6 separate regions of the Mus musculus genome follow, and all the other regions are linked to region 4. Evidence: chromatin loops called from intact Hi-C (ENCODE). Cell type or tissue: heart. All regions are shown on one strand.

Region 1 (5,000 bases), 85 kb before region 4:
GTTTGTTTGAGACAGGGTCCCACCGTATAGCCCTGGCTGGCCTGAAACTCACTGTATAGAACAGAAGTCTCACCTATCTCTGTCTCCCATGCACAGAGACTAAATGCCTGTGCCACCACACGTGGCTTTGCTGTTTTTGATGGAGCATCTCACCAGGTAGTTCAAACTGGCCTCAAGCCCATGATTCTCCTGCCTCTGCAGCTAAGGGCAGAGATTACATGCAAACACTACCACGGCTGCTTAAGTTATTTTTGTTGTTGATGTTTTATTTTTTAGGACAGAGTTTCTCTGTCCAGCCTTATCAGTTATAGAACTCACTCTGTAAACCAGGCCATCCTCAAACTCAAAGTAATCAGACTCCCAAGTGCTGGGGTTACAGGCGTATGCTATTACCTTGCCCGGCAAGAAGTTGTTGTTATTGTTATTTCTTTTTTTTTTTTTTTTGCCGTCGTACTTTTATTCACATCATGTATTGTTATTTCTATTAATGGTTTTTTCAAGACAGAGTTTCTCTATATAGCTCTGGCTGTCTTGGAACTCACTCGGTAGACCAGGCTGGCCTTGAACTCTGAAATCAGCCTGCTTCTGCCTCTCGAGTGCTGGGATTCAAGGCGTGCACCACCACTGCCTGGCTAAGAAATTATTTTTTGGCTAAGAAATTATTTTTTGCAATAAAACTCTCAAGGTGGGGCTAGAAAGATGGCTCAGCAGTTAAGAGCACTGATTGCTCTTCCAAAGGTCCTGAGTTCAATTCCCAGCACCCACATGGTGGCTTACAACCATTTGTGATGGGATCTGATGCCCTCTTCTGGTGTGTCTGAAGACATCTACAGTACACTCATATAAATGAATTAAATAAATCTTTAAAAAGGAAAAAAAACAAAAACAAAACAAAACAAAAAAACTTCCAAGGCTTCCCCCACATCAATTAATTAACAGGCCAAATTTTTGTATCCAAATGGAATGTTAAGAATCTCTGCAGCTTGAGGTGGAAGAATTAACAGTAAAAGAGCGACCCCAGGAATGAACTATCCTAAACCTCTGAATGATAGTGACCAAAGAGGCATCCAGAATGCCTAGTGTCTTAATTTGAGCTTCAAACAGTTCCACAATACCAGACATTTTACAACAACACCAGCAGGGCAAAGCAAAACAATCAATGGCATAGGTAGACGATCTGGAAACTATCACAGAATCCCAGTGGTCCTAGCCTTACTCCTACAGTCATCCTATGTACAGCCTAGAGCCATGTTCCATGCTGGACACGGTGACATCTGCCTTCAATCCCAGCTCTTTGGAGGCAGAGGCATGGGGATCCCTATCGGTTAAAGGGCAGCCCGGTCTACAGAGCTAAATCCAGGGCAAAAATGCCCACACAGGGAAACTGTCTCAGTTAAAAAGTCACATTCCAAATGCTAGTCCCTCTATCCAGCACTGTCAATGAAGGGGCAGAGGAAGGAAAGAAGTCAAACTCCATATGATATTATCCTGGGATGTTACTCACCCCAAATAGACCCTTTTGTCATGACGGAACTTCCTGTTGGTCATGTCTCCATGGTCTCGAATGATCTTCCTGACATGTTCTGGTGGCATGTCTTCCTTCTGAGCATCCACAAACCCAAATTTCCGCTTCTCTGCATATCGCTTGGCCTGCAACTGCTGCCATTTTCGAGCTAGAAAAGCACCTCAGCTTAAAGGGCTGCACACATTTACCCTAATTATCCCTAACTCTTGCCCTGGGGCAACCCTCGGCATGCTGTGAAGAGAAATACTCACTGCCAAGTATCCTGCCATTTTACTACCCCAAACCACCTGATATTTTTGCTATAGATGTTTTGGGGAGGGTTGTTGTCTAATTCCTACATAGTAATGCAAACCCTATAAGGAAACAGGTTTTATCGTCATTGATGCATTTTACACACACACACGTACACAATAAGCTCCTGCAAAATAACAGGCACTTCCAAACTTTCAATGATTGGACTCAATTTTTAAAAATGTAAATACTGCTAATAAGCACACCCCTGATGACCTGCCTATGGAGGGAAGAAATGAAACCCGCCTACACGTTCGAGCCCGCGCACGCCGTTCCCGTTCGCCTCTCACCTTTCTCCTGCAGCTTCTCCTCTGACATATAATCCGGCAGCGGGGCTAGAGGGCCGGGCACCGGGTTACCCGGCCCTCGGTAAGGAAACACTCCGGCCATGCCGGGAGAATCTGGGATAGAGAGGCAGGCCAAAACTAATGAGCTAGGCCCGGGCCCACAAGGGGCAGATGGAACACGTCCGGAGCCCCCTGGCCTGCACTCTAGCCGGGCTGAGCGCTCGGGACCCGGGCCTGGCGCAGCTCCTCGGGCCGCTCGGCCCACTCGATTACCTTGCGCTCAGCCTCAGACGCCCACCACCCACCTGTCGCCCCTCACTCAGGTAGCGGCTAGGCTCGCAGAGCAATGGCGGAAAGACGACGTCCGCTCCGCGTTCCCAACTCCAGGAAGTGCGCAACCAGGCTCAGAAGCTCATCCAATAGACGCCGAGATGCTCTGATGGATTAGCGACATCTCCAATTGACGTTGCAGCCCGAGCCGGAGAGGCGGGTCTAAAAGCGGATTTCAGGGCGAGGGGTGTGGTCAGGGTAGGCTCACGCCCCGCCTTCTGCCAGTCAGTTTAGGAGCCCTCTCTAATAGATCTGACATTTAATTGGCTATTGATATTGTTCCTCAAAAGCCAAAGCCATACAATTTTAATAAGTTTGCGTACGTTGCACATTTCCCCTATATTTATTCTCATGAATTCAGAGCTGATATGTAGTACTAACTCCTACTCAATGAATCCTTTGTTCTTCTATTCCTTCATTACATTACTGTTAATAGTGGTAACTATGTACCAAAGAGTCAAATAACTCTTGGACCATCCAAGGCAGAAGGAAGGCTGGCAAAAATGTATGATGATCTGGGATGGGAATGTACTTCAGTTTGTACAGGAGGCCCTTGGTTCATTCCATTTCTGGCAATGCATAGACCTGTAGGATCTCAGCACTGGTGGGGGGTGGGGGGTGGGGGTGGAGGGGCGGGAGGTTAAAGGCAGAATAGTCATAAATTCAAAGTCTGGTCCTGGAAAGAGGACTAAACGATTAAGAGCTTTAGCTGTTCTTCTAGAGAACCTGGTGTGATCCCCAGCACATGGTGCCTCACGACTGTCCGAAACTCTGATTCTAGGGGGATCTGAAAACCCTCTTCTGCCCTCTGTAGATACAGAACACACATGGTGCACATACATACATGCAACCCAAACAACCCATATACATAAAATATTTTTTTTTCAAAAAGACATTCAAATTCTTCCTCGGCTATATAGTGTTTACCAAACCTCAAAAACAAAACAAAACAAAACAAAACAAAGAATCATTAATGTTTTGCCTTCATGTATGTCTGCCCACCACGGACATGCCTGGTACCCAGGGAGATTAAAAGAAGACATTAGCTCCCCTGGAATGGAGATAGGTATGATCTACCACTTGGGTGCTGGGAACCTGGGTCCCCTGCAAAAGCAGTAAATCTTTTTAACCCCTAAGCTGTCTCTCCCAACGCCTAAAGATTCTTGTAACACAGCATGATGAGCACTGGCAAGCATAGCATGGTAATCTGACTTCAGGGCGCCAGATTTTGAGCTTAATGCTTGATTATTAGAAGTAACGTACTAGATTTAATGCCTGGAGCTTCAAGCAACAAAATTAACTGAAGAATAAAAATAAAAACCCTGCCAGCCATGATGGTAATCCCAGAACTTGAGAGGCAGAGGCAGGTGATCTCTGTGTTTTCAAGGCCAGCCAAATCTACATAGCAAGTTCCAGTACAGCACAGCCAAGGATCTAGAGAGAGACTGTATCAAAACAAATAATCGTGCTTCTTTGGGAGATGGAAAGGAGATAACCTAGAAAACTTAGAAATGTCTCTGGGGAATTTCACTGGTAACGACCTTCTTCTCTCATTTCTCTTTCCTCTATCTGGCAACGATCACTCTAACGCATGCTATAGACAAGAAAAAAAAATGTTCTGTGTAAATCATAAACCAATAAAGACCTTAGAAGGAAGCTTAGGAAAAAATATAGGAGCAGGACTGAGGATGTAGCTGACTGTAGAGCATTTCCAAGTATTGCAAGGAGAGTCTATATTATAGCCTGACGAGGAAAGATGGATGAGAAGGATTTGACTGCAGCAAAAGATCAGAAACAAAGTAATTCCAGGTGGCCAGAACAGCTACAATACTTTTCTCTCCACAATGTTAAGAATTGAGCCCAGGGCTGGGCAGTGGTGGTGCACACCTTTAATCCCAGCACTTGGGAGGCAGAGGCAGGCAGATTTCTGAATTCCAGGCCAGCTACAAAGTGAGTTCCAGGACAGCCAGGGTATACAAAGAAACCCTGTCTTAAAAGAAAGAAAGAAAGAAAGAAAGAAAGAAAGAAAGAAAGAAAGAAAGAAAGAGAGAAAGAAAGAAAGAAAGAGAGAAAGAAAGAAAGAAAAGGAATTGAGCTCAGAACTTGACCCAGGCTCCCTCCCCGACTGAGCAGACTCCAGTCTCCTAACATAACCTGTGGAAAGAGTATTTTTCAACACTGGGGAGGCTGAGGCAGGAAGATGGCATTTGGGCTGCATAGGACAACTCTGTTAAGAGAGGAGATGAGAGGGGAAAGCAAAGTAAAAGAGGGGTAAGAAAAAACAGCAGAGGGAGAGAGGAAAGGAAGGAAACAAATTTAGGACAAAAAGCTAACATTACTCCTTAGAAAGAGCCAGCAGACACACTCAGCAGTAGTAGCAAGTCTAGCTTCAATGTTATCATGGTCACTATTGTAAAGTCCTTGCAATGACTTTCACTGTAGCTGTTTCCAGACACACATCAGAAGAGGGCATCAGATCCCATTACAGATGTCTGTGAACCACCATGTGGTTACTGGGAACTGAACTCAGGACCTCTGGAAGAGCAGTCAGTGTTCTTAACCGCTGA
Region 2 (5,000 bases), 170 kb before region 4:
CCCTCCTGTAACCCTTGGGTGCTCTTTCCACACAGCTGAGTCAATACACTCTCTCTCTCTCTCTCTCTCTCTCTCTCTCTCTATATATATATATATATATATATATATATATATGTATATTACTCAATTTTAGGTTGTGCCTAGTAGCTTCACAGATAAGGCACTGTCACTGCCATAAAACCCACAACTACCTTACTGCCCTTCCTAGGGAACAGTGTTGAGGCTATAACAGCCCCTGTGGCTGGGCTCTGTGGAGACAAGCGCTGAGCTTTGAGCAGGGGAGAGCTGGGGTTAAAGGTGTGCACCAGCACCACTGGCTGGCTATGTACAAGTTTTGATCAGAACTTCTGGATGTGGGTGTAGGGGACAGAGCACAGGAGGTGGTCCCGAGGGCCTGTACCTTGGCTTTAATGAAGGTTGGAGCCAGCTGTGAATAGGTCCCGGCAGAGTCGTAAGGGTAGAGTCCCAGGGGAATCCATCCTTGATGAACGCCAAGACCACAAAGGAGGGGCTTCTGGTGAGACTGTCCTTGACGGGTAAAACCACAAGGCTGGCATCGCTTCCTGTTCCTTCCATCGGTGCCTCTAGCCTGTGTCTAGCCTGTGCTTCTGTGCCTATCTTGGGGTAACTCTTCTTGAGGTTGAAGAGATCAGGGAAATTATTCCTGCAAGGACCCATCAGCCTCCAGAGCTCACGTGACTCTTGTGCAAATAGCTTGCCTCAAACCTGAGAAAGCATTGGCTCCAAGATATGGAAACCATTCTGAGCTTGCACCCTTTGGGCTCTTTGCTTCCAATGGGGGGGGGGGGGGTTCTAGCTGAGACAGCCTCGGCTGTGTTAGTGACTTGAGACCCACAGGAGAGTCCTCTGGGGTTGCTTCTCCAAGCATCTATACCACTCTAGGCTGTCACCGTGATTCAAAGACACTGACATGTCTGCCAAGTCAGCGCAGGATGGCCCTTGATTAGGGAGAGCTCATCTGGCTTGCCACACCTGTTCTCTGCTACCAGTGGACGTCTCTCATCTTCCAGTACCGTTGGCTCTTTTCCATCCCACATTTAGTTTTCTAGTGTCTCAATCCTAGGATATATACCCTTACAGCATCACGATCAAAAGTGTGGGCCCCTCAGTGTTGCTGGGAACTGCACAGGTTGTGTCTGCAGGCTATATCCCTAGCAGGAAGGGACATTCCCTCAACCTCTTCTCTTCCTCACAGGGGCATCTTAACCTCTGGGCAGCACCAGAATCAAATCGAGACATAGGTGAGACCAGTGGTCTGCCATCTGATTTTGTCATTCTTTTTTCCGAAGATGAGAGTTCTTGGATTCCAGGTTGGCATCAAACTCACTATCTGACCAAGAGGGACTTTTGATCCTGATGTCACCACCTTCCAAGTGCTGCACTACCATGCCAGGTTTATTCAAACCCAGGGCTTTGGGTAAGCTAGGCAAACATGCTACCAACTGAGCTACATCCACACCCAGGCCTGGAGCCAATCCACATTTCAGCCAAGTAGCCACCATGTCGCACATGGCTATGATTTGTCACCACTCAGCATGTCACAACCTTGTGTGTGAGCAGGGTTGCAGCTCATGCTGAAAGATGTCACCCTTTGCCTTTTGGTGCTGGCATTACGGGACTGTGCCATGTTTCCACAGCTCTCAGCTCCACCACTCAGACAGCAATGCCTAAAACTTCCAATTTTTCTCCACATCCTTGCAAACAGGTTTTTGGATTTTTTTTTGGACAGGGTCTCATTGAATAGTCCCGGCTAGCCTGGAACTCGAAATGTACAGGAGGCTGGGCTTGAACTCAAAGAGGTCCTCCTGACACTACACCTGGTGCTACCCCCAGCTCCAATGCTCAGGAACATGGGGAAAGGGCTGTGGATCCCTGCTGTGAAGTGGCAGGTCTGACTTTAACTCAGCGTACCCCACTAGACCTTTTCACAGACAAGTGTTCTGAGAGATGGTTTGGAAAATACACAATAGCTCTCTTGGGAAACAGAACCTAGGGTCTTAGCCATGTTAAGAGTGAGCTCTACCACTGAGCCATGAGAAGCCTCAAAGGGCTTCCACTAGCTCACTGTTGGGGTTATGTGATTACTGTTTGAACAGACTGGAGTCAAGACCTGGCAGTCCACTCTCACAACAGGGCCTGCACTGAGACTGAGGGCATCTCAGTTAGCCTGGGTGCTAGTTAGCCTAGGACTTTCCTGGAGTCACCATATAACAACCCTTGGGCTTACACGGTAACAGCCAACAGTGGAGATGAAGGCTCTCTCTGGATTGGTCTGTCTAGTCGCAACAGACAGCAGTGAGGGCAGCCCACACCTCTCCACAGCCCCATTTCCCTGGACAGGGTAGACAGGGCTTTCCTTTGCCCATGCCCCTTCCTGGACATGTCACCCAGGTGTAGCTGGGTTTGTCACTAGCAGAACATCTACAGATTTTGACTATGTAGCCCTAGAATTCTCCATGTAGACTAGACTGGCCTCAAACTCTGCCTGCTTCAGGTTCCCATGCTGGGATTAAAATGTGTGCCACTATGTCTGGCTTCTTTTTTCTTTTCTTCCTGGCAGACCCTTTTGCCCTGTCTCTCCTCTCAAATATAAAATAGGCACATACAGTAATTAGCTGATACGTGAGGAGGGGCATCCATTACCAACAGGGAAATGGATTTATTGCTTCATAAAAAGAATCATGATAAAACAAGAGAAAACCATAAACTTAAAAACCAATGTACCCCTCTTGGCACCCCAAGAGGTCTCAGGCAGGGTTTCTAGGGGTTGTCAAGGCAAGGTGGGTTAGTGAGCCAGGCAGGCCGGCTAGGCTTCTACTACATGAACCGTTCCAGTCCCCTGATGTGAGTCTGCCAGCAGGGGGCACTGTGATCACACCGATACACACAGGTCCCCATCATAAAGCAAGGCTGACTCCTATTTTGAGCCTGCTGTAGGGCTGGCTGGCTTCTGGTCTGGTCCACTCTGATAAAAGCAGCCCCTGGGGCTAGCCTCCTACCATATACACACATGCACACACACGTACCACATAAACACACACCCCTCGGGTTACTCACTAATCCTCTTCCCTATTTAGGCTTGGCTCCTCATGTCTAGTCACAGCCTTATTTCCACCCCAGAAAAACAGCTGTGGGTGGATGGGAGGGTGCCCTTGTGGTGTCCCCTTAGTTCCCTTCAGGTTGCAGACTGGAACAAAGCGTGCCAGCAGAGAGACACTGCTCTGGCTCCGGAGGAAGAAGCCTGGCCCAGGGCTCTTGAGGCTTTGTGTAAATAGTCTGCCCTCCACTCCTTCCCCAGCCTGAGACAGGGGGGGCTTCTTCTCAGGCTTTCAAGGAAAAGAGGGGCCAGAGACTAGCCACGGGCAGGGGGGTGTTGGGATGACAAAGGGGTTAGCACCAACAACAGGAAGCGGGTCCTTCCTTCCTCAGGCAGCCAGACTGGCCAGGGGAGGTAAGGGGCCAAGCAAGGGGAGTGCAGACAGCGCAAGCCTTTGTCCTCAGGTGGGCGTGGTTGGTGGGCGTGCAGCTCAGGGACAGGTAGTGTGCTGGAGGATGGCAGGCCCCTCTGCTTTGGCAAGAGGCAGAATCCGATCAGTGAGAAAGAGAAAGAAAAAATAAAAAGAAAGAAATGCTCGCTGAAAAGGTCCCCTTGGCTCCAGGTACAAGCCCCATGGAGATCGGGAGACTTCAGAGCCCCTGGGGTGACAGCTAGGCCAGGGCAGCCCAGCTTCTGGCAGTGGGAGGTTCACTTGTCCCAGGCCCTCTCCTGTCCCTCCACACCAGCACTCCACGGCAGGGCCAGGTGGTTCTGAGGAAGTATGGGCTCCAGTGTGGTGAAGGGCAGGATCCAGGGAGAGCATGAGGTCCTCTGGGGTGGGGAGATGACTGCAGTCAGTCACTGAAGCACAGGCAGGAGGCCACAACTGAGGCGGTGGGTGGGCACTACACGAAAGCCTCCCGGTTGGATGAGCCATTGATCTTAAGGAACAGCTTGCTGTCTTCCCTCTTCTGCTGCAGCTGCCTCTCCAGCTGGCGCCGGTAGCAGATGAGGTAAAGGGGCAGGCAGAAGCCCAGCATGCTCATGGCGAGCAGACCCACGTTCACCTGGGATGGTGGGGAGTTGGCTGTGAGAGGGAGCTGCATGCACGCAAGGCAGCACCCTCCCGCCCGCCCACCCGCACACGCAGGTCTGGGGAAGGGAAGGCGTCACACAGAAAAGACTCAAAACTAAAGAGGAGGTTCAAGGGGTCCCAGCTGTCAACCCACATTCCAGCATCTCATTTCCCCAATGCTCCTCAGCGGCCTCCAGGGAATGGGCTGGGATTGGGACAACTCATGACACCTGGATGAGAATGCTTTGGATGGAAAGCCTGGAATTCACCCCAGAATCGGATCCAGAGAGGCCAGTTTTCTCCTCCTTCCCGGTCACCATCCACCAGGGACCCCTGACTGGGTACTGTCCAACGTTCCCACACTACCTGTTGTCCTTGGGCCCCCTTCCCAGGAGCAGAATGGAGAGACACCCTGACCCTTCTTACCCACAGAGGGTCTCCTCCCAGAGGACCCATCATGGCCAGATACAGCGGCTGCTGCAGGAGAGCAAAGAGCGCACTGACCAGGGACTGCAGTCCAGTGAGGCTACCAAACTGTGTGGAGGGGTACCTGTTGGGGCAATGAGACCCATCACAGCCAGCACGGGTGACAGGCTTCCCCAGTCCCTCACTGGCCTGGCTTAGGTATACTGGTAACCAGGGCTGCACCACTGGTGCCTGCAGGGAGAGGCGGTATCAGCCTCAGGCCCCTCAGGCTCCAGACTCTGGAGCAAGCCTCTCCTTTACTCAGATGTGCCCTTAGCCTGTGGGTGTGGGGCTGCGCAGGGTGGAAAGCATGGTGCCAGCAGAGTCTGTGGCTTGGGTTGGAGGCTGACCCTGGCTCTGCTGTCTCCCCCCCCCCCCCCCCTCCAGGAGCGTTGCACAATC
Region 3 (5,000 bases), 110 kb before region 4:
CACATCCACACACAGTTAGCTGGAATCCAGAGTTAAGCCTCCTGCATAGCTGAAGCCCTCAGACCAAGATGTTCATTGAAAGCAGGGGACTAGTCAGGAGTTGGGGGCTGGAGGGCTGTTCACAGGCTGCAGGTGGGGTTGCTGTGGGGTCTCTTCTCCTTTCTGTAGGCTGCTGGAAGCTGGGTTGCTGGTCTCGGCTTCAGGGGCCTCAGTTTCACCCCGATACCATAAGCCAAAGCTGGAAGGGAAGCCAAGAGAGGTGCATTGAGCCGGGGAGGCAGAGATGTCAAGGATGCAGGCCGAGGGTCCAGAAAGGTGAAAAGGGGGTTCTGGAGGAAAGAGGACAGCATAGGTCACAGGGAAATGAAGGCACAGAGGACAGAGAAGCAGGTGGGAAGACAGATCTTAGAACAGCGTGAAAGGCAGTGGAGTGGAAAGAAAGAGTGGAGAAGATCCAGGCAGGCCCCTCCTTCACCTTCCTCCCTCCCCTCCTCCAACATACAAATTCTGGATTCTGGACTCAGGAACTAGGGGAACATCTTCCTTGTCGTTGGAGAGCAGGAGCCACGAGCCATCCTCATCCTCACTAGGATAAAGAAATGAAAGGGCTGTATATCAGGGCCTAAGGGATACTATGAGTCCAGCTTGTGTGGAACCTCCTGAAGGACTTTCAGGAACATCAGGGGAGGATGGAGTGACTACAGAGGCCTCAGGGCTGGAGAGGGGACAGTGAGGGGATCAGGGACTCTTTATAACCAGGCAGACAACAGCCCCTCACAAGACTGCATAGCTTCCTTTAGTAAAGAGATCCAGCCAAGGAAGGAAACATGAGTCTGGAGAAGTAGCATGGACAGTTTCTTCAGCAGGAGGCATAGCAGCCGGGGCAAGCGGGAGCAGTGGATTCCAGAGGAAAGGACGGCAGCTGGAGAGCAGGCTGAGTGAGGTGCCAGGCACAGCTAAGTTGTATCACTGGGCACAGCAGAACTGCAGCAGGCCAAGGGGTTCGTTTGGTGAGCACAGAGGCAGGATCTTACCTGCTCTCTGCTTCTTCAGGTGTCCCTAACATCTTGGCCTTGATCTTCCTCCTCTGTTTCTTGACTGCCACCTTCATGGCTTCAAGCAGAAGCCCAGGAACACGGTGATCTGTGAGCAGCTCTCTAGAGAAGCAGGAAGGGAAGAAAGTGGGAAGGCCAACAGGAGGTGTCAATCAAGTACCTGAGCTCTGCTCACTGTTTCCCCTGGAAACCCGTGAAAGCTCTATACCGCCAACACCTCTGAAATGAGCTTAGATGGCCCCTCCTAAGGATAAGGCTTGCTGCTTCAGTTTGGTGACCCCTGGTGCTGCCCTGTTTGAGTGAGGTTCCAGAAGGGCAAGGACTGTGGAAGTTACTTCTTCCCAGTGCCTGAGCAGGACCCTGGCAATTGTCACTGCTGATCTATAAACGATCCAAAAAATAAGGTGGGGTGACCAGGAACAGGCATCCTGGCTTCCAGTCCCTCACCGCTGGAAGTACGCCAACTCCTCCTTGAGCAAGAACACGTTGGCTTTGAGCTCATTCCGCTCCTGAAGGATTTGCTTAAGCTCTTCCCTGCTGAATCCACACTGGACAGCTTCTGGAAGGTTCCCTGGCTGCTTCTGAGTATCCACCTGTACAAGGTCAGGAATGGTCAGAGAGCAGTCTGTCTTAGCTCTTCCCTAAGTCCCAGCGCTCACAATAATATTATGGGAAGTGTCTGCTGGGAAAACTTAGAGGACAAAGTTGCTGCTACATAGGTGTACATAGCACACAACTGCTGTTGCTACCTTCCAACTTCCTGGGTACCTTCTATACTGCATGGTACATCCATGCCAGGTAAACCCAGGCTGGGTCATCAACTGCTGAATGCTGTGAGCTCTGGGATGTATTTTGACTTCGCTCCGTCTCTTACCGGGTCATCTGAGGTTGCCGCATCAGGTTCCAAGCTCTGTTCTTTAGCCAGCTGGCTGGAGCCATCCTGAGCTATCTGGCGCTCCCTCTCCCGGTCCTGGGCGGCCCTCAACTGGGTCTGCACTGCAGCCAGCTTGTGCCGCAGCTCAGAGTTGATCAGCAGGAGGCGCTGTAGCTGTTCCTGCAGCTAGGGGGTGGAGCGAGAGAGCTAGGGGCGGGGCTCCGAGGGCCGTAGCGGCCCCACCCCACTCCGCCTGGCCCCGCCCTCACCGCTTCGGTCTCTTGGCTTCGGCGCTGCAGATCTCGGTTGTGTGCCCGAAGCTCATCCCGCTGTCTGTCTGTCACCTCCTTGAGCTGTCGGAGCAGCGCGCGCTCCTCTGAGGAAGGGGTGTCTTTAGCACTACCGATCTCTGGGGTACGCAGGCCCCGGCTGCCCCCAGCTCGCTCTGCTCCGGTGGGACCCTCACTCACCCTGCGGCCCGGAGCCTAGCTCCTGGCGGAGGCGTTGGTTCTCCTCGCGCAGCCGCCGCAGCTCCACTTCTGCCTGCTGTGCGGACACCTGCAGCTGGGGGAGCCAGGGGTCTCAGGGTTAGGCCTGCCGGCTCTCAGGGGTAAAAGGAGGAGCCGGTGACTCACCGAGTCCGGAGCCGGCCCCACGGCGGCCTTTTCCAAGAGCTCCAGCGCCCGCACGACTAGTGGCACCAGCCCAGCCGCCGCGTCGGGTCCGAAGCGGCGTGCCAGCCCCTGTAGCTCAGTGCCCAGAGCCCCCGCTAGATGGTACACGAGCTCGGCGGCTGACCCTGCGCCCACTGAAGAAGAGGCCTGACTGGGTAGCCTGGGCGCTGCCCTCCTGGGCTCCATTTTTTCCTCTCTTAAGGTCAAAAGCCACCCACACCCTTAACTGGTGCAGGAAAAAGCTTAACAGTTCCGGCCCAGGAAGTTTAGGGCCATAAGGGGCGGGGTAGAAGCAACCCGGGAGGAACAAATAGGGAAAAAGGCCCTGGAGTGGGAGAGTGCTCTGGGCTCCCTGTGCCCTACAAGGTCACTGGATACAGGTCGGCCAACTTCCAGGCAGGTATCCAAGAGTTGAGGACTAGAGCTGTAAGTGGTCACTTCAGGCAAGCCCTCCCCATAGCGCCTGACCCGGGCTCCACCCCTGGACTTGGCTGCCAAGAGGTGAAAGACTGAAGGTCAGCAAACAGCCTCTACTGGACTGCAGGGACAGTCACTTAAGTATGTTCCCCCACTAGGAACCACACAGTTTACAAAAATGAACGAGACCGGGCACTACAGCTATAGGAGGACCACACAGTCCAAGAAGTGATGTTGAAAATAGGTAGACTCCAAGTACTTTTACAGAGAAACCAGCAAATATGCTCAAAGTAATAAGCCAGCCCCAACTCAGCTCCCTGAGTCTAGGGAGCCTCTAAGCCTCCAGCGGAGAAGGCCTCAAGGCTCTGAAGGCAGGGCCCAGTACCTTGCTGTCAACTGCCCAAGCTAGTCCCCAATCCTCAAACGCCTATGCCCAGAATTTGACCTCATAACAGCAAGAAAACAAAAGCACTATTTATAAAATTTATTACATTTTGTTCAGGATTACAATCTATCAACAACACAAGCACAGAACGCAAAGGGGCTGACTGCTGAATGTCAGCAGCTTGTCTGGGGAGGGCGTTCAAGAGGCTCCAGGCTTTGGGGATCTGAAGCAGAAGGAAGTAACTAGGCATAGAGGTCCTCTCTGTCTGCAGAGTAGACCTCACCCTCCTGCAGAAGGGCGAAGTTGAGGAAGTGGGAGGGCCTGTGGACCTCATGGTAGAATTCCTTGGGGTTTGCCAGCTGCAGCTCGTATTTCATGTTGGGATCATGTCGAACACCTAATGGGAGGGGAAACATCAGAAGTTAATAAGGTTCTGCCTGCCTCACCCAGCCTGGGCCCCTGGACCGTTTCCAAGGCAGCCAGACCTCAAGATGACAAGATGACCAAGCATGCTGGTCACCTGTCTCTACCCCACACTTCCTAGGCACACACAACCACGTACCCATAAAGTTGTAGTTCCAGGAGGACTGGGCGGGGACCATGAAGAAGCCGAGGAATCGGTCAGACAGGAGCATCTGAACCCTCTCGTAGTGCGAGGGTAGGTAGCCTTTGGGGTTGTTGCCTTTGTCTGTGTTCTGCCGGCCCCACTCATACCCACTGGGTGTCAGCTTGTAGGCTGTCAGTGTGCAGGAGCCTGGTGTGAAGCTGGGGTGGGGGGGACAGGGACAGGGTAAGCGCTCAAGCCACCAATCCAGGTCCTGGCCTGCAATGCCTGCTCTATAATATTTCCACCCAAGAGGCCCACACCAACCTGCACGTGATGATAATAGTCTTCTCCCCATCCCAAGATGGGTTGTCAGCCATGATTTTGGCATGAGTGGTGACATCTTGGGGTGATAGCTGGGGGGATTCATTGGGCTGAGTGTGGATCCAACCTAAGGGTTCCATCTCCTGTAGGCAAACAGCAATAAAGAGATGTTCAACCCATCTGCAGACAAATGTCCCCCATTAGGGTAGCACGACAGTGAGTGCACTCCCAGGCTCCACCACCACTAACCTTGAGGTACTCATGCTGGGGCAGCTGGCTGGGCAGGTGCACAGTCTGGTGCGTGCCCCACTGCGGCACCATCACAATACAACGGATCTCCTTCACCTGAGGGTTATCTGGAGGGCTCACCCCATACAGGTATCCTGCAATCTAGAGATGAGATCAGAAGGTATTCTTAGTACCAACCCAGAATGCCAGAAGTTTTTAAAATTTTATTGTTGGGGCTGGAGAGATGGCTCACTGGTTAAGAGTACTGGTTGCTCTTCCAGAGGACCTGCCACATGGTGGCCTACAACTGTCTGCAACTCCAGTTTTAGGACCTTCTTTTGCTCTCTACAGGTACTGCCTGAATATGGTGTACAGAAAAAACTCCTACATACAAAAATATTTTTAGCCGGGCGTGGTGTCACACACCTTTAATCCCAGCACTTGGGAGGCAGAGGCAGGTGGATTTCTGAGTTCGAGACCCGCCTGGTCTACAAAGCGA
Region 4 (5,000 bases):
AGATTTGAGAAAACTGTGTATGTTTGTGATAGACTCTGGGATCCTGACAAAATTGGGCAAATTCAAAACCTTAACCAGCATTTATAAAAGCTTATCCAGAGCTGCTCACTGTGGAATGCTCGTGTCTAACCCGACTGATGCCCTCTCTCTGATATTGCCCTCGTCTATCAGGTCCTTCGCTCTCTCTGACCAAACATACTGTTTCCATGTCCGAGTATCAGGTCTATGTTTCAAACCCTTTTTCTTACCAATGTATACCATGAGATTTGATCAAGGCTGGAGGTATGGCAGCCACAAAAAATACTAAATTGGGGCTAGACTTCCCTTCAAGTGACCTCAGTGGCACACTGGGTGAGGGACCAGCTCATTAGGGTTACTCTTCCTTGTATTCTATTTTTTGTGCAGAGCTAGGGACAGAACCAGGGCCTTGTGCATGCCACCAAGGGTGCTTCCAACTGAGTGGTTCCCTCAGCTTCCTTTTTTAATCTCCAAAGCAGGGATTCTCAGCCTTCACATAGCTAACTTGGGTCTCTCCACTGTGGAGGCGGTCCTGTGCACTGTAGGTTTAGCCTTTACTAGATGCTGGCAGCCATAACAATCAAAACTGTCTCTAAACACTGCCAAATGCCATTTGCAATCCCTTCTAGTTGAAAACCACTGCTTTAAAAGGAATAAGAGGCAAACCAGGGAAAGGGCCGAGCCCTGGAGTTGAGAGAGCAGGGACTGAGGCAGCCAAGGGAGGTGTGATTAAGCAGACAGGAATGCTAGAGGCGGGTGAGGCTGCCTCCAAATCCTCCCTGGGAAGCTCCATGCAGACCTAATGGCTTTCTCCACATCCTCAGGAAGGAATTCAAAGCTTAAAGTCTATCAGTGAAGCAGAGGGCAAATATCTGTCCTAAAGAGGAAATAAAAGAGTTTCAACATGCTTTAAAGCACTGTAGCAAAAAGCCATACACAGAAGCACCTAGGAAAACACAGAGCACTGTGTGCCCTGGCCAAACACTAGGAAAAAGAAAGGCCTACCCATTGAATAGGACTTGGGCCAGTTTGAAGAGCTCATGGCCAATTTCAACACTGGATGGCCCATGGCGAGTTTCAACCACCTGGAGACTCTTCTGTACATGGGCAGCAGACTTTAGCCAGTTCCCTGTGAGAAGAGAAATGTCTCATTCCGGAAAAGAAACACCATTAGCCTAAGGCTCTGGGGGCAAGGAATGCAGAATGGGAGGGAGAAGAGCGTCAATTCAGATGGCAAGAGAGAACCAAACAGACAAGGCAAGGGCCGCACTGAACACACGGCAGGGAAGGAGAACTCCGGCTATACCTAAGGTAGCATACCTAAGGTAGCATGGGCCTGGGCCAGGCCATCTTCAATTTCCCCCAGTACGGTGTGCTCTGCTGACAAGAAGCTCTCAGCAGCCTCCCGGCACCGCAACAACTGCTGAATGGCTTGCTCTATGGATTCAAAGGAAAAATGCCTCACAACAGATACAGATCTAGTCCTGGACACGAGAGACCACGTTGCAAGGTCTCTATCGGTTAGGTCAAAGTGAAAATGCCTCTTTATCTCACGGAGTCAACAGCCGGGCATTCCAGGGAAGCTGTTGGTTGCTTATGTTTTCTCTTTCAGTAAAAGAGGTGTTAGATGAGGCTTCCTCACATTTACCCTGGGCTTCTAACATCCATTTTCCAACCAACATTTAACAACCAACTCTACATTCCTCCTGTAATCATTAGTTTTCTTGACTCTAGGCTAAAGGTCAACTTCAGAATCTAGGCTAGAATAGTCAAAACAGATTCCTACCATGTCAGGGTCTAACATCGAGTTCTGCAAATCCCTTTCTGAAAAGAGAGGAGTCCTTTCTTTCTCTCAGCTCTCAGCTCAGGCTAGCTACCGAGCTCTACTCCTGAGTCACACCACGAGCCCAGGCAGCACTCAGGACTTGCTGCTGCTGCTGAGGGCAGAGCAACCTTCTCGGAGCTTAGGTCCTTAAGCTGGGAATCAGATGATGGCATTGGACCTCTGGAGCCACACAAAGCCCATGGAAGTCAGACAGCCTTTCTGGTGCTCGAGCTGCTAGAACTATCTGGCGCAGCAGACACAGCTTAAACCATCAGGAAGACTTTCAAGGGCACCAGAGTAACAGCTGGTCACAGTCTGGTCTCACTGGCCTACATAGCCATCTTGTGGCTGGTGCTGGGATAATTAAATTCAAGTCCTCAGTCATTTATTGAGGACTGCTCAGTAAGGCAAGGTGATACCAAAATAAACAAGGGAAGGGCTGAGGCCTAGGGCGAGGGAGCCAATCTCACCTGGTTTACCGGTTCGGAGAAGCTTCTGGGCCATGCAGACCTGTTGCTGAAGGTCCTGCAGGCGAGAGACTAGCTGGTCCCTGCTGACAGAGTTTGTGCAAGATTCGTTGCTACAGCTCAGCACATCATTTCCCTGTGGAAGTCAGTTCTATTTTTATTCCTAAGCGAGAACAGTTATCAATACTGCATATTGCATGTACTTGAGCTAAGGAGTCACTGACCTGATGAGGAAGAGACTTCTTCAATAACACACGCAAACAAGGCCTGAGTGAATTCTGATAGCAATTCTAATGAAAGAAGCAGCTAATCCCACTCTGAGGTTTAATTTTTGAACAGAATTGATAAGCGTTTGTAATCCTTTTCACCTTAGCAGCCCCTCTCATCTCCTTTTGGGACCAGGACTTTAGATGATAAACACACGTATAATGGCTATTTTAAAACGCCATAGGAAAACCAATATAGAAAGCTGGATGGGTGGTGGTAGTGTACAGCAGCACTCTGGAGGCAGAGGCAGGCAGATCTCAGTGAATTTGAGGGTAGCCTGGTCTACAGAGTGAGTTCCAGGACAGCCAGGGCTACACAGAGAAACCCTGTCTCAAAAACAGACAAATAAACAAACACAGAACTCTGGATGTGGTGACACATTGCAGTAAAGTGGCACTTGGAAACTAAAGGCAGTAGGATGGCAATTCTGAGGCCAGTCAGCTTTAGAATAAATTCTAGATCAACCCTGCAGGAAGAGAGGAAGAAGCAGAAGAGAGATATGGCTCAAAGGATAATCATCTTACTAGGAATCTATCAGGGAAAGCCAGGTATAGGCCTGTAAATATCACTGCATTTGAGAAGCTGGGACACGAGGATCTCAAGTTTGAGGCCAGCCTGGGCTCTGAAGTGAACTCTAGGTTATCTGGGGATACAGAGTAGAAGGAAGACTGTCTCAAGAGTGAGCAGGATCGAGGGAGCACTAATGCACAGGGCGCTTAGGCCCAGCATGGTGGCACACCTGGGAGAGGTAGCAGAGGGCAGGAGCCAAGGCTACACAGAGAGACGCTGCCTAAAACACAAAACAAAACAAAACATGCTGGGGAAGGCTTCATTCTTGACCCTTGGCTTTACAATTTTCAACACAGCCAATTCCATTTACTTATTTCTAATGAGAATGCCATGCTCTGGTGTGGAGACCATTTTGCATTGGGGCATGAATGTTGAAGACTCCAGTGTCTACACCATTACCTGGCAGTAGCACCCAAGGGTCTGCTCTCATGCTCTCCACTGTGGCTCTTCCCTCTGGGTCAAAGGCTGAGGGAAAACTATGTGGGTCGGATTTTCCCACAGTTACTACAGAGTGTGTCTGATGAGGCCAGCACAGAGAGATGGAATTGAACAGACAGAAAATCCACAATCTGGGTCCCCAGATTAAACCATCTCTGAAATAGCTCCTTGGAATGGTGATCTCTTAGATGGGGTGTCACTTGAGACTGGCCTCCGACTTGAGATCCTTCTTCCTCAGCCTCCTGAGTGCTAGGGTTACCAGTACCCAAGTGCTAGGCCTGATGCACAACTTTTGATGACTTATTTGAGCAAGTAAATTTCTAGGGCTTTTTTTTTTTTTTTTTTTTTGGTCCCTTTGTGTAATTTAAGATTTTGTGTCACTTATAGGGAAAATATTAGGAAATACAACCTGTGTTTTCTGCAGGACCGGGCGACATGTAGGGAGGAGTTACAAGAAGGGAAGCAGGAATGGTTCTCCTGGCGACTGACAACCTTTAGCTGGAGCCCTGCCCCTGGGAACAGCAGAGATTTACCTGCATGAGCGCTCTGCAAGTCTTACAACAGAAGGCTTCCCATCTGGGAGCTGCAGCTGCTCTCAGTGTCTCAGCGTGACAGGCCCCACAGCGGCAGTCAAAGAAGTACTGAGAACTCAGCCTCTGCTGCCTCTCAGCAACGCCCATCCGGCTCTCGTGAGGCCCTGGAGAGAGATTACCCACAGTTCCTAGTCACACCAAGAGAGTCAATGCCTACTCTACCGAGGGGCTGGCCTAGTCATCACGTGACTGGCATGGTGGTGCTGGGTTGGGGTCCTGGCTCAGTGATAGACACTAGCCTAGCCTATATGAGGTTGGGTACTCTGCCCTATCATCTCAGAAAAAACAACAAAACACGGGTGAAAGTGGATACGTTTCCAAGCTGCTGGGGCAGGAAGAAAGAAGCCAAGAAAGTGCTCCTCGCTCATTTTCAGGATAGGCTGTCTACAAGGCATGGAGGGATATGGCTCACTGCCCTCAACGGGCTTTTTTATTACAGCCAGAAGACCTTTTTTATTGGCCCAAGGATGCATTGCCCTTTCCAGGAAAGACTCAGAGGATGAGTAGAGGCACTGGGCCCATATCTGCTGATTCCTGTCCCCTTATCCTTTTCATGTGAGGTGTGAGGCACAGCAGGGTAGTGGAAAGAAAGGCTGGCTCACCATAGCAGTGCAGAATCTCCTGTCCTTTTGCGATCCTCTGTGCTGCCCGGACGGTGGCGACAGTGCCAGTGAAGGACACACTGGTGTTGGGCCTGCAGGAGTGGTTCAGGAGGCTGACAACAGGGAAGATGCCTGTGGCAAGGCGTATCTGCCTGCTGTTGGTAATGATGCTCTCGTTAGACCCTGGAAGTGCAAGAACAGAAGGAAATGTGCGTCAGGA
Region 5 (5,000 bases), 57 kb before region 4:
GTAGAACTAAAGATGGAAGCCAGCCACCGATGCAGCAGAACACCCGAAGTCTTTTTTTTTTTCCACAAATAGGACTTTTTTTTTTTCGGGGTATAGGGACCACTGTCACTCGCACGGCCCCAGTCTTCACTGGAGAGCTAGCTCGAGGTCTTCGGGGTATAGGGACAAATGTCACCCGCACAGGCCCAATCTTCACTGGAGGTCTAGTCTATCCCTCGTGGGTTTAGTGAAATCTTTTCTAGTGAATGTCTCGTCTTAGTCGCTGAAGAGCCCACGGCTTCTCAAGGGGCACGTTCTTAACAAAGGATTCGCCCTCACTTTTAGAGAGGAAGCGTCTTTTTAAAAATTAGGGGAAGATCTTTACCAAAGTAGTATCAACCAGAAACCCGGTTCTAAGATTAACACCCATTCAGTCCCGCCCTCCGAAACGCTTCTCTGACTCAGGCCTACTTAGGGAAGTGATTTCAAAGGTGGAGACCAATGAAGAGGCGGCTCCTTCCCTAGGGGCCAATCAGAGTCTGAAAGGCGGGGGATGGGCAAAAACCGAAATGAACCCAATGACTTGGCAAAAGCTGCTGAATTGCTTATTTAAAGGGACAAGACTGGGACCACCTCTTCACTCCCTCCCCACCCCCAAAGAGAAACTTGTGGCCTGGGGTTCTTGACTTTTGAGTCATTTCTAAGAGCATCTAAGCTTTCTAAGTGAGAGCATCTGAGACAAAGAAATGAGAGGGAAGCCTGAGATAGCCGCTTCTGTGTTAAATTAAGTATGGGCTCCACTAAGGTGACTGCTGGGCTTGCTTCAAATCCTGAGTTCAACGTTCAGAATATTGTGTCTTTAAGGAGACTTCCTGCCTTCCGCCCCAGTAACAGCTGATTGTTCGACCCCAGGGGACGAATCAGCCCTAACCACATCCTCCTTCTTACGTGTCTGTCCTTCTCCATCTCCTTTTTTCTGCCCTTCCCCCTCAACCCCGCCATGGGTGGTAATGGAACCCCAACCATAGCGGGTAAAATGTATGCTTCTCATGATCTTTTCTTCATCAACCCAAGAGTGACGCCTCTCCCCAACATCTGTCCCTTACTTATTCAGACTTCTGAGGAGATTGGAATGGGAGATATTTCCTGTCACCACTGTCAGTTAGTGGGGAGGCCACTGCTGGGGAGCCTGTCCTGGCGGCCGGCTGAATGTGGGTGCTCCAGGGGCTCCTGCGGATGATGCAGGGAAACTGAGCCCAAGCCTAAACAAGAAAGGCTGTGGAAGATAAGCCTAGTGGGTCAGAATCCAGTCTCCTGGACCAGCTCTTTGCTGCTTCAGTTGCTCTCTTCCTTCCTAGGTCAGCTGATTGATGGGGTCCTCCTGCCTTTACCCACTCACCCCACTTTTAACTTCTCAGATGCCACTTATCTTTGACTTTTAACCCACTCCTGGGAAGACCCAGGTAAATGTGTTGCCCCAGCTCCAAGCTGGAGTCAGGGTCACTCCAGGACAAACTTAGTGCGAAGTCCCGGGACTGACTTGGCAGAGTTGGGGGAAATTGAGCAGGGCTCTAGCCAAGCTTGGAAGAAAGAAAAGTTTCAACAAGCTGCCCTATTCTCCATTATCCCTAGCATAGGAGCCCTGTTCCCTCCTCACTCGAGGCCTCTGTGGTGGCCCTTCTGATTTTATTCCACTCTCTAACCTCCTCCCACCCACCTCAAGGCCAAATGACAGGGTTTCAGCCTGAGATTTCTCAACCTTAGCACTGTTGATGTTTTGATCGAGAGAATTTATGTACATGGCTGCCCTGTTCATAGTAGGAAGGTCAGTACCACCCTGGCCTCTACCCTAGGTGCCAGTAGCACATGATCCCAATTATGACGACCAGAAGTGTCCCCAAATATCCCCTGGGGAGTCCAAATCCACCCTGGTTGAGAACCACTGAATTAGCCAAACAAATTCCAGTTCCAGTGCTGACTGGCAGTGAGCTTCGGAATGGTGTTTTCTTCATCTACAAAACAGTGTAGATAATAAAATTTGTGGTTTCTTGTAGGGGGTTAAGAAGAAACTTCTTGAAACCACTTAGCACAGTAGAAATCCAGCAGACCCACAGTTGGCACATTTGCTGTCAGCTTCTTTCTTGCTGACCTCACTTGGCATGGGCTGGTGGCCCACAGGCAGCTGCCGTTTTCCTCAGTGACTAGCCAAAATGGGTACTTCTGGAAACACAATACTGAAGTAGGCGAAGGGAAGTGACTAACGTTCCGCCCCAGATTCTGTAAACCCCATGGGTGCTTGTGCAGGGATTCGGTAGATAAGAGCTAGGGTGAGAGAGAGGGAAGTGGGGAGAACAGTCACAGAGAATTATTTTCATCGTCATCATTATTATTCATGGGAAGCACGTCTCTCGCCACTGAGTTATAGCCATGTGCACCCAAAGCCTTTCTTTTTCTAGATGGGCCTTGAATAACTAACTGTTCATCAGAGTTCTACTACTGCCACCACCACCACCACCACCACCACCACCACCCAGGGTGCTTAACAAAGTGCAGGCTCCAAGGTCTCATTGCATACTAAGTCAGAAATACACCTTTAAGCCAAGAAGTTTCCTAAAGTTCAGATGGAGGAAGGCTCAGTGCCTTAGAAATTTCTGAGCCAGGTCCCAGCCATGAAAGGACATCTCTAGAGTCAGCAGAGAGAGAACAAGAGGTAAACTGAAATACAGTCAAGATCACCAGTGTAGTATACAGCCAGCACCACTAGAGGGCAGGGAATACAGACAGGGAGAGGGGTGGGGGAGGAAACAGTTTTTGATCAGGTAACATGTAAATTTTAGATAAACTGAGGCCGGAGCCAAGAGCAGGCCAATCCAATTCTGTTGGTAACAAGATCAGCCCAGTGGTCTTCGTGGAGGAAGCTTTAAACTCCCAAAGCCCATCTCCACCGGAAGGCTACACCTCCCCATCACCTCTCCAGCCAATACTGCCAACTGGGGACCGAGTATTCACACACCCGAGCTGATGGGAAACTTTTCTCTCATTCAAACAACCGTATCACCTCTGGGTATAGAGCTGCTCACACACCTTGTGGGTACACCTGGGTAAACAGAGTTGAAAGGAGACTTAGGAAAGACACCAGACTGTCCGGCAGTACTGTTGGGGTTCACTTTTTTGTTTGTTTTTTGTTTTTGGAGACAGGGTTTCTCTGTGTAGCCCTGGCTGTCCTGGAACTCACTCTGTAGACCAGGCTGGCTTCGAACTCAGAAAATCTGCCTGCCTCTGCCTCCCAAGTGCTGGGATTAAAGGCGTGTGCCACCATGCCCGGCAATACATTTATTTCTTTTTGAGATAGGATATCATGTAGCCAAGGTTGGTCCTCAAACTCACAACATAGCCAAGGATGACTTTGAATTTCTGATCCTCCCACCTCTGCCTCCTAAGTGGAGTTTTACACCATCAGTCTATCATCCCAGCAGGAGGCAGAAGCAAGTTCAAGGCCAGCCTAATTTACACATTGAGTTCTAGGACAGCCAAGACTACATCACACCATGTCACAAAACGTCAAAGCAAAACAAAGTAAGGAGCTATAATCCCAAGTGGGACTACTACTTCAGTGTACCGGCTTGAAACACTGGTTTTAAAAATTGGTCTGGATTTGAGTCCTGTCTCAGGTGGATGGCAGTGGAGGCAGCGGCGGCGGTGTTGTCGTCGTTGTTGTCTTCTTCTTCTTCTTCTTCTTCTTCTTCTTCTTCTTCTCCTCCTCCTCCTCCTCCTCCTCCTCCTCCTCCTCCTCCTCCTCCTCACGTTCCTCCTCCATCTTCTTTGTTTTTCTGAGACAAGTTTCTCTGTGTAGCCTTGGCTGTCCTGGAACTAGCTCTGTACACCAGGCTGACCTTGAAGCCCAGAGATCTGTGTGCCTTTGCCTCCAGAGTGTTGGGCTAAAGGCATGTTCCACTGCTGTATGGCATTCAAGTTTCTTATGAGATCTTTAACAAGTTTACCAAAGGTGGTTGGTTAGCTTCCTCATTCTAAATAGGTGTGAAAAGAGCCCCTAACTGTTTTGCTTTGACGTTTTGTGACATGGTATGATGTAGTCTTGGCTGTCCTAGAACTGGAAATGTGTAAATCAGGCTGGCCTTGAACTTGCTTCTGCCTCCTGCTGGGGTTACAGGCTTGAGCCACCATGACAGCTTTAGCAATAGCTTTGTAAATCCACAGTGTCAAGCTGGATATGATGGCACATGCTTGCAATACTAACCTCCAAAGATTCCCTGAACTCGAGTTGGTGAAATAGTCCACCAGGTAAAAGAGCTTGCTGCCCAAGCCTGAATCTGATTCCCTGGTCACATGCTTTAAGGAAAGAACTTGCCGAAGATGTCCTCTGAGTGCCACGTGTACCGATGCATGCTTGCAGCCACCCACACACCCACACAAGTGCACTGTCTCACACAGTGAGAACAGCAAGTGAACAAACAAACAAGCCGGGGGGGGGGGGATTGAGACACAGAATGAAATGAAACAAGATATGTAAAGCTCTTGGCAGGTGGCTGGCTCCTGGTAAACACTCCATAAGTGGGGAAGTTACCACATGTAAGGTCATGTGATCGAGTACATCTGGGCCTCCAACAGTCCTTGAAGAAGAAACAGATGCAATCTGTCATATCTAAACCATTGTTGTCGTATCTCTGGGTAGTCTTTCTTTTCTCCTTCCTTTCTTTTTTCTCTCCCTTTCTCTTTTAAAAAATTATTTATTTATTATTATATCTAAGTACACTGTAGCTGTCTTCAAACACACCAGAAGAGGGTGTCTGTCAGATCTCATTATGGATGGTTGTGAGCCATCATGTGGTTGCTGGGATTTGAACTCAGGACCTTCAGAAGAACAGTCAGTGCTCTTAACCGCTGAGCCATCTCTCCATCCCCCAACCCCTTTCTCTTTTGAGTTAGGTTTTGTGTAGCCCTGGGTGGCGTTACCTTAACTACACTGGCTTTGAACTTGCAATGATACTCTGCCTGATCTG
Region 6 (5,000 bases), 210 kb after region 4:
AGGTGGTCACCGAGCCAGCGCCCGTTAAGTTGAACCTGGCTCTGGCCGCGCACACTGCCAACATGGCCTTGGCGGTTGCGTCCCTCTGATCCAGGCATTAGGAAAGTTTAAGGAACCGGACTTCTGGCACTTGACACTCCCCACCCTCGGTCGCTAAATGCTCAGGGCTGGTCCCCGGGGATAAGGGTAGGATGCTGGGAAGATGCCTGCGTTCCGGCGCGCCTCCGGAGTTAGGAACGGTGGTGAACGCCGGGGCCGCGCGGTGACTGACCGCTGCCTGCACCCAAGCGCGGGTTGTACTCAGTGCTGAAGCAGCAGAAGCAGGGGCGGGTGCCTGCGCAGGGGATGGAGCCTGCAAGTGCAAAACTTTATAATGGAGAGGCAAAGGTCCCAGGAGGACAGCTCCCTTTTTATCAAAGGTTTCTCACTCTGGTCTCTGAACCCTCAAGACAGATCCCTGAGGCCTGGCCACTCGATCCATGAACAAACCCCATGAACAAACCCCATGTCTCTCAACAGGCCACCAACGGGAGCTCAGCTCCAGCAGCAGGCGCACGGCGGGTGCCTGTGACAAAAGCCAGCCATCTAGCAGGGGGCTGCTTCCGGGACCCATTTCCCTGGCGTTCGACGGCTCCCGGGGCTTGTTGCTCGGCCCGGTTCCATGCAACTCCAACTTGCCCCTGAGGTTCCAACTCACCTTTGCGAAGCATGTTGGCCGCGGGGCCGCCGCTCCGAGGTCGGCCTAGGCGCGCTCCCTCCTGGGGTCCAGATTCAAATCCCTGGGCGCCAGCTGCAGCTAATCCGAGCGCGTCGAGGCGGGGGCAAGCCGGGAATCCGCTTGTGCCCGGCGGCCCGGTCCCGCAGGGGCATGGTGAGCCCAAACCCGGTGCTCAGGGCACCGGCGCCTGCTAGCAACCGCGGCGCTGCCAACCAACGCGGTGCGCTCGCTCAGCCCCGGGCGAGTGGCTTGCTCCGCCGAGCCGGCGGCCTGATTCTGCCGCCCCAAACACTTTGCAGGCGGTTTTGAGGGGGGACGCCGCCCCCTAGCCGGCCAGCCGATGTCCCCTCTTCCCCGCCCCCTCGGGCAGCGGCTGCTGCAAAAGGGCGCTCGTACGCACAGCCTAGCTCCGGGAAAGCGCCCGGCGCGCGTTTGCAGGACCGAGCGATCCGCCGAGCGGGGCGCCTCCCTTCCTCCCCCCGGCTTCCCCCACCTCTCTTCCTCCTCCCTCCCTCCCTCGCTCTTCAGCTCCCTCCCTCCCGCTCCGTTCCCCGCCCCCGCTCACGGAGCGCCTCCCATACAAAATTTATGAAAGTGCTCTCAGCTCGCGGTGCGGAGCGCCGTCCTATTCCCAGGGCAGCGGCGCTCAGCCGTGCGGCGCCGCCTTCCAAGGTGTTTTCGCTGCACCTGCCCCCGGGGATGATCCTCGGCCCGCGTCCGTCCAAGTACCTGCCCCAGTCATCCGCGGGTCGTCCGGCCACTGTAATCGCCCTCCCCGGCCCCGCAGGCTTCTCCGAGCACGCACCCGCAGCCCAGCCCCCGCCTGTTTGCCCTTCGCTGCTGGAGGTCATCAAGAGAAGCGGCTGGAACAGTGTACCGGCCCTGAGCCCCGATGACAAGTCCAACACCCTTGCCCCGTCTCCTCTCTGACCCGCGTCCCTTCCTTCCTGTGAGGCTCGACGGCTCTTCCCTGCCCAGAACTGCTCCGGCGACATAGCCTTCCCCCCACCCCGCCCGCCCATCCAGAGTTCCAAGACACTGTTCTTTGGGGGGAGATGTGCGGGACAGCTAGCATTTGGGGATGTCCAGTTGAAAATCGTATAAAGAACTATGGGAGTTCAGGTGGGCTATCTCTGGCTGGAAGGCCTCCCCGGTCCCCTTTAGTCCTACACAGACCCCACCCATGAGAGGATTCTCCAAACAGGGAGGAGGTACCGCCTGAAAAGCCGGTCGGTCCTGCAAGGGCCCTTTGGGCCAAGTGTGGAGAAGGTTCAAGCCAGCAGAGATCCTAGGTGGAGGCCGGCACCCCCTACTGGCCCGGGATAAGAAGGACTCCCTAAGAGGAAAAAGACTGGGCCAGGTCACTCGTTGAACATATTAGAGTTTTATGTATTACACTATGTGGAAATTCAGCCAGTGAAAAAGAGAAGGTCCCTGTCCTCCTTGAGTTTATACTCTAATAGGACAAAAAGAGAAAAGTTCAGATGATGGAAGTGTCTGGAAGAAAGACAAAGAGGGTGTTGCTCTGGAGCTGATCCGGGATGCGAGTGGGGGATGGGGTGGAAGTGGAGCTAATGTGACAGCTGCCATCTAACCAGAGATCTAAGTTCTCTGTGGAGTAAACTTGGAGGGGTGATCAGAAGTCAGAAGCAAGGCCATTATCACTGGCACGAATACAGATACTCAGAACCCTAAGGTCCCGGCCCCTGGTTTGAGCTGAGTGTGAGGGAGAATCAGACCTGATTCTCCCTCAGAAAGTCTGGGTTCAACAGGTGGAGCAGAGAGGACACCTGGAAAGGAAAGACTGCACAAATGTTTGAAGTAACCTTGTTTAGAACATTCTTCAGCTTGGTCCTTCTAGGGTTGGGAACACAAAGTGAGGTATTCCTTAGTTCCTGCCAGCTGCAGGAACCTGCACCACCTGAGCCCTGGCAAACTAAACTCTTAGAACAGAGCTGTGGAGACACAAAACTAAGGCCCAGAGAGGCTAGCTGACTTGCTCAGCAGCATCCAGTAATCAGTACTAAACTGTGGGCCAGGATGAGGGCTTTGCTATTCACTTTCCCACCTTCCCGTGCCGCCTCCCCATGAACCCCTTGCCCCATCGACTCCAATGTATTGGGCAGACTTGGGCGGTGTGAGTGTGAGAAGCAGTTATTTTGGGATTTAGGAGGGCTGGATGTTGACTTGGAGTCCAGCCAGGGAATGGGGGTGGCTGTTGGTGGGTGTTGTGGTGTAATGGGGGAGGGGGTTGCATTGAGCCTGCCTTCTCATCAGGCAGTAATTACTCAGACTGCTGAGTAACTCAGGAAGGGGGACCCTCACTGGACAGATGGAAGTGTCCTCAGCCCAAGCTGATTGACAGTTACCACTGTCCTGCTCGGCAAGGTCTTAGGGACACAGTCACGATGGTTTTGCACTGCAGCCTTTATCCTGTATCATCTGGTTTCCTAAGTGGGGGCAGGGCTGCTCACATGTGACAGAAGCTATACAGCAATGTTGGGAGACGGTGGTGCATACCTCTGATCAGGTAAAGGCCCCAGGAGATGAGAGGGCTGCTGGGGAGAAGCCATTGGGCCATTGGCACCAATCTTTCCACTATAGAACTTGAAGTGAAAGCTAGAACAGAAGGTGCCCACGGACAGACTAGGCTTTGGTATGCTGAGGTGGCAGAGTGGGCTCCAGAATGCACTGAGGGGTAGGGATGTCTAGAGAGGCTGGGAGACACAGGAAGCCCAGGCTGGACTCTTATTAAGGTGAACCATTGTTCCTTGATGAGCACACTCTGGGTCAAGCTATATCTGTCTTAAGAGTTGCAGAGACTGAAGGGGCATCGACCCTTTCCATCGCTTCCCTTGGCTGCTCACTCCCAGTCTGCCTTCCTCTCTCCTCTGAGCAGCCTCCCAGGCAAGGCAGGTACCTGGCTGCTTGTTTTTACATCTCTCAGCACCTTAATTAGGGGTTTCCAAGCAGGGAGGGCCTCCAGGGGAGCCTGAGGCCACAGAGCTGTCTTAAAGGGACAGCTGTGCTCACCACTGCAGAAAGAGGAGGATGGGAGTGGGGGTTCAGAGTGCTGGTGACCATGCTGCAGAAGGCTGAGGGTAAGCCCGCAGGTGCTTTGTTCTGCCAAAGGTCAAGGCTGTCTTGTTGACTGCTCTGCCTTCTCTTTGGGGGTCCCAGGAGTGCTGTCCACTGATCAGGAAAAAGGCTATAGCCTGAAGGACAGACTAGAGAGGGCAAGACCCAGGAGGTTTAGGGAATTGAGGCCTTAGGCTGCCCTATCCTTCCAAGAAAGCCTTTTCAGTTTCCAGCTTTTCCCTTGAGTACCGGCATCCTCCATGTCGACCCTTTACACTCTGGGTACATAGAAATTCACACTAAGCTCTCAGCTTGGTAGCTGGGCTGGTAGGCGTTAAGGCCCCATCTTGCTGGGACAGCAGAGGTCTCTGAGGTAGAGAATGTGCCCATGTGAGCTGACAGACTACACTTTACAAGGAAAGAAACGGGGTGCAACAGGAAGGCCTGGTAGGTCGCAGAACACCTTTAGGCACACTCATCCGGGAGTAACAGCTTTGAACTAGGTTAGAGAAGAGCGTGAGAGCAAGGGGGACCACTAGGAGACGCTGAGAGGCTTGAGAGTCCAGACCTTTTGTACCAACCGGTGCCCATTGCAGCACCGCCCTCTTCTCCTTTTAGTCACCGCCCTGCTAGAATCTCCGCCCTCGGCTCGGCGGCTCGGCGGTCGATTGTGTTACCTGCACTCTCCGCGCTCTTCCAGCGCTGTCTTTTTGTTTCCCACGTGGGCTCTTGGGTGATGGCGGCGCTGGTTGTGTCCGAGACTGCGGAGCCAGGAAGCCGAGTCGGCCCTGGCAGAGGTGGGTGCAGCAACGCTGTGACCTTCAGACCTCGCATCTCTGGTGGGACCCCCAGGTCAGGGACAGGGCGGGAGGTGACACCTTTCCCCTTGAGACCGGAGAGTGTCATGCTGTTAAAACTTCTGAGCTCTCATCACCAGACCCAGGGACCCTGGGACTGCCCCTCCTGGGAGTTTATTTTCCACAAGGCGAAACTACGCCCTATCCCAGCTAGCAGACAGACCCGGAAAAGTGAAGGTACAGGACAGATCCGACGGGAGGGAAGGGACCACGGTGCGCTTCCTTTTAAGGTGGACTCGGAGGATATACTTTTATTTATGCGAAGAGGAGTTTGGTGTCTTTACCAGGCATTAGCCGGCGCCCAGTAATTGCCAGCCTTGTGCTAGGTGTAGGGACTAGAGTATTAC

Evidence for each region. Peaks named below come from ENCODE experiments on the same cell type or tissue, not always from the same donor. Only the 100,000 strongest peaks of a DNase experiment are listed, where the experiment ranks them.
Region 1: it touches region 4 in a loop (2.4-fold over the local background); 2 of 42 quality-filtered maps call a loop at or near these places.
Region 2: it touches region 4 in a loop (9-fold over the local background); 14 of 42 quality-filtered maps call a loop at or near these places.
Region 3: a loop joins it to region 4, with 6 times the contacts of the local background. A loop is called at or near these places in 16 of 42 quality-filtered maps.
Region 5: it touches region 4 in a loop (3-fold over the local background); 14 of 42 quality-filtered maps call a loop at or near these places.
Region 6: it touches region 4 in a loop (2.6-fold over the local background); 14 of 42 quality-filtered maps call a loop at or near these places.

The regions. Positions count from the first base shown.
Region 1 is chr11:75,484,298-75,489,297 of GRCm38, reverse strand. Prpf8 (pre-mRNA processing factor 8) reads right to left here and starts at 2,521. Exons shown (of 42, transcript NM_138659.2): 1 at 2,107-2,521; 2 at 1,505-1,673. The coding sequence starts at 2,206. In heart, no CTCF peak of the experiment used is centred here; a DNase peak (open chromatin) is centred at 2,557; H3K4me3 peaks cover 2,060 bases; H3K27ac peaks cover 1,759 bases; H3K27me3 peaks cover 346 bases.
Region 2 is chr11:75,571,440-75,576,439 of GRCm38, reverse strand. It overlaps Slc43a2 (solute carrier family 43, member 2), which reads right to left. Exons shown (of 14, transcript NM_001199283.1): 13 at 4,560-4,683; 14 at 1-4,125. The coding sequence ends at 3,964. Among named protein-coding and RNA genes, the nearest start is that of Pitpna, 14 kb to the left of the region's middle. In heart, no CTCF peak of the experiment used is centred here; DNase peaks (open chromatin) are centred at 479, 2,899 and 3,919; H3K4me3 peaks cover 1,024 bases; H3K27ac peaks cover 1,609 bases; H3K27me3 peaks cover 2,900 bases.
Region 3 is chr11:75,507,937-75,512,936 of GRCm38, reverse strand. Prpf8 (pre-mRNA processing factor 8) reads right to left here. Exons shown (of 42, transcript NM_138659.2): 39 at 4,523-4,663; 40 at 4,277-4,416; 41 at 3,968-4,170; 42 at 3,490-3,802. The coding sequence ends at 3,648. It overlaps Rilp (Rab interacting lysosomal protein), which reads right to left and starts at 2,843. Exons shown (of 8, transcript NM_001029938.2): 1 at 2,565-2,843; 2 at 2,400-2,493; 3 at 2,199-2,305; 4 at 1,930-2,115; 5 at 1,503-1,648; 6 at 1,035-1,157; 7 at 503-586; 8 at 1-238. The coding sequence starts at 2,789. The coding sequence ends at 94. In heart, CTCF peaks have their summits at 2,083 (motif pointing right) and 2,698; DNase peaks (open chromatin) are centred at 1,486, 2,136, 2,946, 3,826 and 2 weaker places; H3K4me3 peaks cover 1,804 bases; H3K27ac peaks cover 1,825 bases.
Region 4 is chr11:75,399,564-75,404,563 of GRCm38, reverse strand. Smyd4 (SET and MYND domain containing 4) reads right to left here. Exons shown (of 11, transcript NM_001102611.1): 6 at 4,781-4,963; 7 at 4,119-4,282; 8 at 2,314-2,446; 9 at 1,339-1,455; 10 at 1,024-1,147. Among named protein-coding and RNA genes, the nearest start is that of Serpinf1, 21 kb to the left of the region's middle. In heart, a CTCF peak has its summit at 2,197 (motif pointing left); DNase peaks (open chromatin) are centred at 713 and 2,123; H3K27ac peaks cover 1,488 bases.
Region 5 is chr11:75,456,099-75,461,098 of GRCm38, reverse strand. No RefSeq gene overlaps it. Among named protein-coding and RNA genes, the nearest start is that of Mir22hg, 2.9 kb to the left of the region's middle. In heart, a CTCF peak has its summit at 2,725 (motif pointing right); DNase peaks (open chromatin) are centred at 548, 918, 1,438, 2,208 and 1 weaker place; H3K4me3 peaks cover 1,442 bases; H3K27ac peaks cover 2,368 bases.
Region 6 is chr11:75,189,992-75,194,991 of GRCm38, reverse strand. It overlaps Dph1 (diphthamide biosynthesis 1), which reads left to right and starts at 4,509. Exons shown (of 13, transcript NM_144491.2): 1 at 4,509-4,593. The coding sequence starts at 4,533. It overlaps Rtn4rl1 (reticulon 4 receptor-like 1), which reads right to left and starts at 999. Exons shown (of 2, transcript NM_177708.5): 1 at 698-999. The coding sequence starts at 710. In heart, CTCF peaks have their summits at 1,101, 2,035 (motif pointing left) and 4,344; DNase peaks (open chromatin) are centred at 541, 1,101, 1,971, 4,401 and 2 weaker places; H3K4me3 peaks cover 3,215 bases; H3K27ac peaks cover 3,889 bases; H3K27me3 peaks cover 2,484 bases.